Linked DNA regions of Homo sapiens: region 1 is linked to region 2. The links are chromatin loops, found by intact Hi-C in ENCODE. Cell type or tissue: heart left ventricle. All regions are shown on one strand. Links, peaks and the distances in the headings refer to the core of each region. The heading gives the core; the rest is flanking DNA.

Region 1 (5,937 bases), core at 2,049-4,548, 440 kb after region 2:
TCTTGGTAAGGTAGTGGCCACATGTTTTTTGGCCATTCTCTTTCCCTTGGGGAACAGCCCTCAATTTTCCCTGTGAAGAATTACCTCTCCTCTATTGTGGCAGCCTTGACTTAAACAGTGACACTGGCCGAAGGGTGGTCACACACCTAAGATTGTCCAGATGGACTTTCTTCCCCAAGACTCTCTTCTCTGCAGTGGTTAAGTATGGGGTTGGGAAGACTATGCAAAGCTGACCACCCCCCGTGGTTGTTTCAATGGCAGCCTTATAATTTCTATGTAGAAGGGATGGGGCTGGCAGTCTGTTGAGGGCAGGATTTGGGGGACCACTTTAACCTATCTTCGTATAGCATTTTGCATAAAGGTAAGAAAGCTCAACTTCTCACACAAAGAATTAGGGTAGGATGGAGGGGTTTAAAGTTCCTCCAAATATCCTCAAATATCTCCTTGGAGTCACCACTGGGTGACACCACTGGTCAGTGCCTGTCACCTAGATCCCCAGAATCTTCATGGTTCCTGAGTCGTCCTAGCCTGGTTCTTCAGCTGCCTTTTTATTTCTGGAGACCCCCTTTCAATAACACAAATACCCTTTTTGGTTTAACTTGCCCAGAGTTGGTTTCTATTACTTGTACCACAGAAGGCTGATAGGGGATGGGGACGGACCCAGGCCCTAGATGAGATGAAGGAATTTTTAAAGCCTCTTTCATTGCTGTGGTTTTAAGATAAGCACAAATATAATTAGGCCTCTCTCATAGGAATCAATAGTTATAGATGTACTGGAAAGACAATACTTGGCTCAGTATCTTAAACAGACATGTTGGCTCTACACACTTGCAAACAATGAAATCAAGTATAATTTGCAGCCCTGGGGATATAGTTCCAGAAAGAGGCTCAAAGTACACTTACCAGTGGTATTCAGAAAGCCACGGAAGGGGACTCTGCCAGAACACCATCGTCCGCAGGCTGATGTCAACACATAATAAAACAATAGAGTGAACATTGGGGGAGGGAGGAATCTGTAACATAAAGAAGATAATGGAATCATCAACACTGATCAGCATCAGGAACAAATGGGGCTGGAGGAAACCTGAAGAATTCTTCAGAAAATCTCAAGTAAGTCTGCCAGCAGAAACTAACCATGCCTCACATTTGATTTCCACTGGTATATTTAGTATATTTCATGAAGTTGTGTAATATCTGCCCACCCTGCTTTGAATTTCAGCATAGTTACAGTGATGAAAACTAACAAAAAACAAACAAAAAACCCCCAAGAGATTCTTACTCTGATTTGGGGGTGGGGCCTGGGGGGTACAGTATAGTTCAACATAATTTGTTATAGAAAAAAAAGTTTCTATTGATTCATAATCAACCTTTTCAATGATGATTTTTTTGGGGGATGTGATCTCTCTGGACTTTTTTTTGGGAAAACATTGTTTCCTGCTAGACAAAGAGCAGTCTGTTTTGAACAGTGAAACTGACCTCTCAGCTTTTGAGTTTCTAATAGCAAATTAAATCTACCTCACCAGGAAAAGAAAATTATGAAGAGGTAACTTTTATAATGCAGGAAATAATTGGTGTATTGATCTTTATGAATTTCCTGATTTCTTTACCTTATAATGGTTTTCCTTAATGGCAACACATGCATTAAGAAAACAAAGCACATTTGATGGAAATTCGTTGTCTTCCCCTTTTTAAATTATTTAGTAACATTGGGCAGCTAAGAAATTGTTTCTGCTTCTATAAAACCCCCTATGCTAATTGTGGCCAGCAAATTAGTAATTATAATAGATGATACAAAGCAGGAAAGGGCTAAACTAATGTTAGGGAGTAAAGAATGCAATTAGATGGCTCAGCCTAACGCATCTTCACTCTGAATCTCTGTGAAGAAGGAAGAAAAAAGCTCTGCACCAAAATTAAAGGGGACTCGTTTTCTGATTGTGTCCTAGGGGATTTGGAGAAAGCTCAAGCAATTTGAAGGATACCCTCAGGTTGTACTCAGCAGAATTCCTGACCTCTGCCACATCCTATCTATCATGAGCCTTTATCAGGAGGAGATGGCACATCACAAGCCATTTGGTGGCACGTAATTGCTTCGACATTGACAGCAGAGGGGTATATATCACCTCCTCTGTTAAAAAGAGAGTGAGTGTTTTAAGTGGAAGAAGACTGAATGTAAAGGCAAATTTAAATAAACATTAAAGGGAAGTTAAACCAATACAAAACTGAAATGGATACCAAAATAAAATGAAAGCTTAAATATATGTTGAAGAAAACATTTAATAATGTATGATTTCTAATCATGCCCTTTAGAAATATTGAAGAATCAAGAATAAGAAAAAAAAAAGAATCTTATAGCTTAGAACAGCTTATAAAAGCATGAGACTGGTTTTGGACGGTACATGAAGTATTGTGGTTGGTTTTGTAAACTGCACAGAGAGAAAGGTCTTCTCAGTCTCAATTCTTCTGCTGACATTGAAAGGAAAGTCTCGGGGCTGGTCTGTCTTCAACTCCTCTTCAACACTGCCAAATCTCCCTTTTAAAAAAAGGAGGAAAAAAGAGTAGACTCATGCTCTGAGCCTTTGGCAAACAATCGCTTGAATTTAATTATATTACGTTGTTTTTATTACATTTATTTTTGTGGTTACCTTTATTTATGGCAAGTGAACTGGTTTCCACTTGTGATGGGCCTATGACATTTTTTTCTTTATTTACATTTTAAAAAGCTGAGTCAACTTAAAAACAAGTACTATATAAATAAAAGCTCTGAGTTTAAAAACAAAACAAAACAGAAAAATCAGTAGTGGGTTCAATGTCGTTGGACAAAAATCTTGTAAGGGGCACTGAAATAATTTTAGTTGAAAAAACATCAGTTTAAAGTCATAGACTACGAGAGCTTGAAGAGACTAAGAGCAGGCAATCCAAGTCTCCTCCACATGTGGAAACCAAGTCCAGAGACGGAGCAGTAACTGCCCGGCTCCCACGGCTTGTAATCGCAGAAACAAGCTTTAAGCCGGCTGCCTCCTTCCTCGTTGCTTTTACCATTATTTAATTTGTAGGCTTCACAAAGGCTATATGTGTTGAAATTGGCTAAATGTGCCCAGTCTAGAAATGAGTCAAAGTCAAGAGGCAGGCCACCAAGGAATTTATGTCTTTACTGATAAAATTTGTGCAACCTGCAAAACCACAGTGACATCTAGTGGTATTCCTTGAAAATGCAACTTTAAAAATATTTTTACATATTTAGAGGGTACAAGCGCAGGTTTCTTACATGCTTAGTAGTGAAGTCTAGGCTTCACTACTGGGTGCCCATCACCCAGATAGCGAACATTGTACACAACAGGTAGTTCTTCAACCCTCACGACCCTCCCACCCTTTCACCTTTTGTAGTGTCCAATGTCTATTCCACTCTGTATGTTCCTGTGTATCCATTGATCAGTTCCCAATTATAAGGGAGAACATGGGGTATTTGACTTTCTGTTTCTGAATTATTTCACTGAGGATAATGGCCTCCAGTTTCATCCATGTTGCTGCAAAAGACATGATTTTATTCTTTTTTATGGCTAAGTAGTATTCCGTGGTATATCTTTACTTCATTTCCTTTATCCAATCCTCCATTGATGGAGACAGTCAGGTTAACTCCATGTCTTTGCTATTGTGCATAGTGCTCTGATAAGCATATTAGTGCAAATATCTTTTTTTATATAATTGTTTCTTTCCCTTTGGGTTTATACCCAGTAGCAGGATTGCTGGATCAAATGGTAGTCCTATTTTTAGTTCTTTGAGAAATCATACTGTTTTCCATAAAGGTTGTATTAATATGCATTCCCACCAACAGTGTATAAGCATTCTCTTTACTTCACATCCTTGCCAACATCTATTGTTTTTAGACTTTTTAATAATTGCTATTCTGTCTGACTGTTGTAAGATAATATCTCATGGTTTACTTTGTGAAAATGCAACTCTTGATGCAACCCTTGACTTAAGCAGGCTTGTCATTAAAAAGGAAACATTGTTTTGTAGAATATCTCGTAGTGTGGGTTTGTCTATTTCCTCATGATTAGATTATTCTTAACAAGAATATCTCAGAGGTGAAGGAGTATCTTCCTTAGTGCATTATGTCAAGAGGTACATGATGAAGGCTTGTTCTATCATTGGCGATGCTAACTTCAGTCACTTGGTTACCGTGTTATCTCCCAGGTTTATCTCCTGTAGAGTTACTGTTCTTCCTTTCTTAATGATTTGAGGGACAATATTTTGAGGCTATATAAGCATCATTTTCCTTTTCAAACTTTCATCCACTAGTTTTAGTATCCATGGATAATTCTTGCCTAAATCAATTATTATTATAATAGTTGCAAAATGATAATTTTCTAATTCTGTCATTCCTTTCTCCATTTTATTAGTTAACATTTTACTCAAAGAGGGGCTTTCCCGATTCGCTTATGCATGTTTGCATTTATTTATTAGAATAAACTCATGAATGCTTACACAATCTACAATCTATGGATCTAGAATTCATGAGTCTATCATGAATAGGTTATATAGTAGATATTATATATCTTTAGATATATTATAGAGTACATATGCATGTATAGATTATGTCTAAATCTATAATCTATTGGTATTGTTATGTATTTCTTTTTAAAAATATAAATGTAGAACATCACACACTGGGGCCTGTTGGGGGTTGGGGGCTAGGGGAGGGAAAACATTAGGAGAAATACCTAATGTAGATGATGGGTTGATGGGTGCAGCAAACCACCATGGCACATGTATACCTATGTAACAAATCTGCACGTTCTGCATATGTATCCCAGAACTTAAAGTATAATAAAATAAATAAATAAAAATATAAACGTTTTGAAAGTCAAAATGGCGTGAAGAATTGTTTCGGATTAAGGAGACCAAAGAGACATGACAACTGAAAACAATGCATAATCCCGGGGTCAATTCTGCAAGGGACCTCAGGGGAGGCGCTGCAAACTGAAGGACATTATTGCGATGATGGGTGAAAGCTAAATAATTCTGTGAAGTAGATACTGCAGATTAAATAATAATACTGTACCTGTGTTACATTGTTTGGTTTTGATCATTTTACTGTAGTTATGTAAGAAAATGTCTTGCCTTAGGAAATACACACTGAAATATTTAGGGTTAAAAGGGCATTACATCTGCGGCTTATGCTCAAGTGGTTCAAAAATAATAGTGTGAGAGTGTGTGTGTGTATTGTGAAGAAATACAATCAAATACATCCTATTGTAATAGGATAATCAAATGTTGCAAAATGTTAACAACTGGTGAATCTGGGTGAAGGGTACATAAAAGTTCTAGCAACTTCTGTAAATTTGAAATTAAATCAAAATAAAAGTTACAAAAAAAGGTAAAATAAGATTTTAAAGAATTTTAAATTGTCTTTTTTTTTAAAAAAAAAAAAAAAAAGAGCAAAATAAACAAGTAAACTTGCACCTAGAAGCTTGAGAATGTCAAAGTCCTGTTAAGTTTCTTTCCACTGCTGCATACAGTTTGAGATAAAGTGCCGCTCTTTTCATTAGGGAATTACCTTGCTAGTCAAGGAAATCTATTATAAATTACTAGTTCAAATTCCCTAGATGCCTGAAAAATTCCTCAAAGGTACACACAATTTTATAAAAATTCACACATTTAATGTCATCACATACAGAAAACTGGCTATCCAGGTTGGGTCCTGGCATTGAACCCAACCAACCAACCATCTATGTTTGGACTAGAGGAAGCTGGCGATGAACAAATAAACAAAAGCTCCTCTGAAATATAATTATCCTCATCTTAAAAGGAAAAGAAACTGGAGTGCTGGCGAGGATGCAGTGGTGAGAGTGAGTCACTGGATCTGGAGTCGCTTCTTAAGGTGGTGCACCAGCCCTACCCACGACCTCATGGTTGTGAGTATGTGTCTAGCCTCCT
Region 2 (5,937 bases), core at 1,756-4,255:
CCTCTCTATTTTCCTCCTTTTTCTTCTCCTAGTCCAAGCTGTTCATTCCTTGCTTGGATGACTGCAATGGCCTTCTAATGTCCTCTATTTTCCCTCTGTCTCCCTCCAATTTGTTCTTTTTGTAGCAACCAAGATGGTACTTCTAAAATATAAATTGAGATCCCTTGTTTACAACATGGAAGACTCTCCACTCTTCAAAATTACAATAAACATATATTGTAATATGAATAATGAGAAAGTATAAATGAAGAAGAGAAGATAGCAGACATAGACAACTCTTTTGAGATTCGCTACTATCAGGAGCAGGAGGACTGTGGCTAGCTTACAAGCAAAGTGAGGTCAAATCTTTTTTTTCCTCAATGAGATCACATTTGTAAGCTGGTCTGAATGTAAATTGAGGAAAGAGAATGTGATGGTGCTGGAGAGGGAGAAGATAATCTCAGGAGCAAAATTCTTGATGATATGATGATTTTGGAGCATGCTAGGGCAGGTGTGGCTTTGAGCATGGTGTGTTGGAAAGGGTCCACTTCACTGAAAGTGTACTTAAAAATGGATTCATTCATAAGGGTCTTTCTGCAAGGCAAACAGAATTGTTGTTGTTGTTGTTGTTTTTAAAAGCTGACCTATACTTCTGCATTGAATACAGCTACTGCAGAAGACAGAGGATTTTTTTTTCACAAGCACATGATTCCAATTTTCCATATTCCTATTTGGATTTATGGTAATAATGTTTTTTCTCATAAAGTCAGCTGCCAGGGCATTGACCAGTGCCTTCCATTACCTACTTTCCCTTATATGTTTGGAGAACTCTTATCCTATAGAACACCACTGGAGTATCCTCTTCTTTGCAGTCTTCCTTGATCTCCATGGAGAGAACATGTCATTATGACTTTCAAATCAGGCTGTGTGAACATCACCGTTCGTAACTTATCTTTTGGTCAGAAGTCTCAAACTGACACTCTAGGGGATTCTGGACTTAGTTTGGCCAAGAAAGTGTTTTTAAAACACTGTTTTTAGATAAGTTGCTGACATTTTAAAAATGAAAATTTTATGCCAGATTTTTAAATAATCTAGTAACATATCTGGCATTCTTGAGAAATGAAAGATGGGCAACACTGGGTCCACATTCTCACATGGGAGCAATTGCCTGGAGCAAGTGGGATTCTCACTTTGGACAGAGCATGCACTTGCCAGTGGCCCCAGCCCTCCCACTCCCTGTCTGGTTGTTTTTATCCCTAGTTTACCCCCTCATTTTTTGTTTTTCTTGAGATGGAGTCTCGCTCTGTCACCCAGGCTGGAATGCAGTGGCACAATCTCGGCTCACTGCAAGCTCCACCTGCCGGTTCACGCCATTCTCCTGCCTCAGCCTCCCCAGTAGCTGGGACTACAGGCGCCCACCACCACGCCCAGCTAATTTTTTTTGGTATTTTTAGTAGAGACAAGGTTTCACCATGTTAGCCAAGATGGTCTCAATCTCCTGACCTCGTGATCCACCCTCCTCGGCCTCCCTAAGTGCTGGGATTACAGGCGTGAGCCACCGTGCCTGGCCCACCCCGATTTTTTAACCAGCATAGCCCCTATGAACAAATATGGGGCTGTGAGTTTATGAGCCTTGCCATAGGCCCTACAGGCAGGAACTATGGCCCATTTGCTTAGTGTACCTGGCAGCTAGCACAGTACCAGGCACGTGGTAGGTGCTCAGGACATGTTCTGAATTGAACTCCCAAGCCCCACAGTCTCATTGTGCACATCTGCACACTCCACTCACATAGTTTTTCTGTTCCTAAATGTACCTTATGTGCTCCAAAGCTCAGTGTTCTTACACCTCCCTCATTTCCTCTGCCTAAGGGGCCAGGCCCACCTGGTTAGCTCCTGCTGAGCTTTTATACCTCAGCTCAAATGTTACTTTCTCTGGAGCCTTTCCCAGCACTTCAGGTTAAATCAGATCCTGCTGCAATGTACTTTCAGAGCATTGTAGACATTTTCTTCATTACCATGATTCGTTTGTTACAGGCACTTGAGTGGCTGCTTAACGTTCATTTGCCCCACTCAAGTATGAGCTCCAAGTGGGTATAATGTCACCATGGCCCACCGATGTATCACCATGTCTTGCCTAGCACCAGAGGCATAGGAAACGCGCAAAGTTTACAAGCATGAATGAATAAATGAACGATCGAGTGAATGAGCACTTTCAAGAGGTAGCCCTTAAAGACTGTAGGGGCCAGCGTGTCAGAGGTGTGGACGTCAGCTGTGCTCTGTGGAGCATTGTGGCACACCTGTCTCAGCCTGGCCGACCATTCTAGCATAATTTGAATATAAGTGTGTCTTTTCTGAGATGGTGTGCATCCTGAGAAAAGGGGCCTCTTGTTCAATCTTTATCTTCTGCATCTAATACAGGAAACTATATCAAACACAGAATTCAAAAGAAACATATATTGAATGGCCACACTTTTCAGCAAGTTTCTTTAAAAGGATGGCAGCTTCTCTAACTTATATATCACTCTCTTTCATTACTCAAATCGGGCTATATTCCAAAGCCGAAACAGTGCCCACCACATGTGACTGTGTTGCAGCCATCCTATCACCTCTGGCCATCAAGTTTCCGTTGGCCTACAGCCTATCTGCTGAGTTTTTGAGGCATTTTACAAGTATCATTAACCTCATCATGTTCAATAACTGTAAAAGTAGGAAAATCATTGAGTGTGCATTTAGAAAGACTCATGATCATGATGGAATTTAAAGTGAAACAATTTTACATGAGTAGGTACCTATCTAGTATTTGTGGAATGTTTCACTCCTGTCCAACAGGAAAAGTATCTTATTCATGTGGGGTTAAAAAATATTGATAACAGAAGGCTCAGTTCACACATGCCTCCTCATCAATGAGCCAGGGCACATAATTAGTTGACCAGAAGGCTCGCTGGGATTAATTAGCAGCTGTGTGTGAAAAGCTTGGTTCAGATTTGTAGCACGAAGGATAGGGGTTCTAGAATGGCCACTTCCTGGATTCACAGTTCAATCACGCAGGAGGATCTCAGGGCTTGGCTGTTGAAGTTGCTGGGGGCTCTTGGCTCCTATATGGACCGGTGTGGGCATGTGCACATCCAGCTACCGCCGGCAGAGGGCAGCAGTACGCTGCGCGTGTTCAATTTGCATCCCAGATTAGCAAATCCCCAAGGACCTACATAAGAAAGAGGGTGTCCCAGCACTACCCTAATTCCTTTTCACTGGGTATCAAGACTGATCTGAGTCATTGCAAACACAGACCTTTTACATTATGTTGGACTTTGGCTCATCTGAAATAGAGAAATGAATACACAACTAGGAGCTGCCATCACAGACAGGAAGTAACTTTAATTAAATATTGTGAAAGTTGAAAAGTTTTTACAGCTTGAATTTTTGCAAAAAAAAAAAAAAAATTTAACAATCTCTACAGTAGTTAGGTTCTCTAACAATTGAACTGTACAGTGTGTGTCTATTCAAAAAGTTTTGATAAGAAGGTGAAAGGTTAGTAGATTTAGAGATGACTTCATTTAAGCTGCATCCTAGTACAATGTGAGGCCAGGGCAATGTTATGCAATCCAGTCATCCAGAAGCTGTATTTTTTCCCCCAACACTGAAATCTTAATTTAATTCTTCATTTCATTTTCTTCTTAAAGCCATATTCTGTATTTAGGGGAACATCTTTTATTTGTAAAACTTTTGTGGAGAAGAAAGAGGATCAGAGGGCCAGAATGTCTTTTCATCTAATCAATAGAAATAGAAGCAACAAAACACAAATTATACACATTTTAAAGGCTCTTTGGACTTTCAAGAAGAGTTCTAACCACTGCACATGGCTGACAGATGGGTAGTGTCTGTTGTCAAGGTCTAAGCCGGACACCTTCCCGGCTGACCGTTCATTCCTTCAGAAACAGTTAAGGGGCTCACCAGATAAAATATGGCTTTAACTTGTGTACATCTTCAGGCCAGCGCTTACCACGCAAATTCAGATAACCTTTCTGAGTACCGAGAAGCAATGCGTCCACCTTGCTTACATTTTCCAGTTTTTTTTATTATTATTAGTCATCATTATTATTTCTCACCATGAAAAACAGCTTTCCTCCCTCCCCTACCCTCCCACAACTCCCCTCCCCCACCCACCCCAACCCATAAAAATCGCACTCTTGACAGCCTAGTGAAAACCATTGCAAAATCCATATGGGGGCATGCACAGTTGCAGCATTGTTGTAAATGATTTCTTGCTCTACTAGAAAAAGTTACATTGTCTTAAGGTAACAAAACAGTTCTTTTGTGCTTTTCGATTTCTTTGTTTTTTTTTTTTTCTTTTTTTCTTTTTCTTTTTTCTTAGAATGTTAGTGATGACTGACAGTTCTGGTGCACAGTTACAATGTACAAGTGAAATGAATATGATTTGCATTGTTAAGGCATCCAATCTGCTGGTTTATATTTATGTGAAAGACAGAGGAAATATACAAGCAGACTTAAGAAAGAAAGTATGTTCATTGATTTCTATGAAGTTTCTCCCTAGAATTTAATGCACAAAATGCGTCACTCCAAAGGGAGAGATTCCATGCATATTAATAGAGTAAAACAGCATTAGGGTTGTTTTGTAAGCTTCCAAAGCAAAGGATACATTTTTTTTTAAATCTACTGAACTAAATACTACAAGAATAATATGCTACTATTTTTTTTTTTTTGCCATATATTGGAAAAAACTTCTTAACTTACAAATAATACAAAAATAGACAATGACTTTTGGGTGGAAATTAAAAAAACTGAAGCATGGTTTATAACAATACTAAAAATAACTATAAATGAAATGTTTAAAAATCACATTGAAACAGCTAATACAAGTGTAGGTGACCAAACAAATACGCACTTTTCACGTAGCAAACATACACAATAAAATAAATTGGGGGTGGAAGGAAGAGGAAGAAGGGAAAAGCAATGTACAAATTCGAAAGATAAATACATTATTTATATGGATATTTTACAAAATCCCCTTTAAAACAAAAAGCCTTTTAATTAACTTTGCAAGTATGTGCAAGCTAAAGGTAGTGAGCTTTTTTTCTTTGCAAAATACGCAGTAAAATCTTTTTGTGATATTGAAAAAATGTCTTAAGACATTAAAATGTATAAATAGAACAACAACTTTGGCAAAAAATCACAAAAAAAAAATCTACAGTATTTATAACTACATACAAAAACACAAGAGCAAAGAAAAAAATATCAGGCAAATGCATCCTCAGAGCTTTGCTGCATCTTTGCTATTAATTCTTATTTTTAAGAACACTTCCCAGATAATGAGAGCAAAAATTCCCATAGAACAGAAAACTATGTTTTGGAGGTCTCAACCTTCTTTTCCTTTCTCCACCCCCGGTTCCCTTTAACTCTTAATTCCAAAGCACTTAACCTGTTGTTTCAATCTATTATGTTACAAATGGTAAGGGTCGACTGATAGAGGCAGTATCTGGAATGGGAAAATCGAAAATACCTGCCACGTTGCTTTTATCAACTTTTGGAAGATAGGTATGAAGTCTGCATTTAGGACGAGTAAACTTTAAACTTGCAAATGGGGGAGCGTACGTGAGGTTTTGGCTTGTTAACTGGAGGGCAGAGTGTGGAATTCTGTGCCTGGACCCTGTTCCATGAAGTCTCAAAGGAGATTCTCACACAGTATGTGTGCCACCAAGCTCTCGAGAGGCCATCGGCTTCAGAAGAAACTGACTTAAGTAAAAGGAGAGAATGAGATCAGATTTAAATATGCAGTTTTAACAATCTGTCTAGAGGCACTGGATTTTCGAGTAGAGGGAAAAATGTGATCACTTACATCGCGTTTTAACTTTCCAGGCTGCATTTATTTACACAGTTGCTTAAGACAACAATACAAAAGAGATAAATAAGCTTGCACTGCTAAGGGGTGGCATGTTAAGT

The links. Hi-C counts contacts between places; a loop is a spot of excess contacts. Peaks named below come from ENCODE experiments on the same cell type or tissue, not always from the same donor. Only the 100,000 strongest peaks of a DNase experiment are listed, where the experiment ranks them.
Region 1: a loop joins it to region 2, with 17 times the contacts of the local background. A loop is called at or near these places in 32 of 110 quality-filtered maps.

Annotation. Positions count from the first base shown.
Region 1 is chr5:159,130,158-159,136,094 of GRCh38, forward strand. No RefSeq gene overlaps it. Among named protein-coding and RNA genes, the nearest start is that of LINC02202, 33 kb to the left of the region's middle. In heart left ventricle, for the core only: a CTCF peak has its summit at 3,185 (motif pointing left); no DNase peak of the experiment used is centred there; H3K4me3 peaks cover 312 bases.
Region 2 is chr5:158,692,586-158,698,522 of GRCh38, forward strand. EBF1 (EBF transcription factor 1) reads right to left here. Exons shown (of 16, transcript NM_024007.5): 16 at 3,335-5,937. Among named protein-coding and RNA genes, the nearest start is that of LINC02227, 290 kb to the left of the region's middle. RefSeq lists an enhancer at 5,186-5,840. In heart left ventricle, for the core only: a CTCF peak has its summit at 3,118 (motif pointing right); a DNase peak (open chromatin) is centred at 3,106; H3K27ac peaks cover 1,056 bases.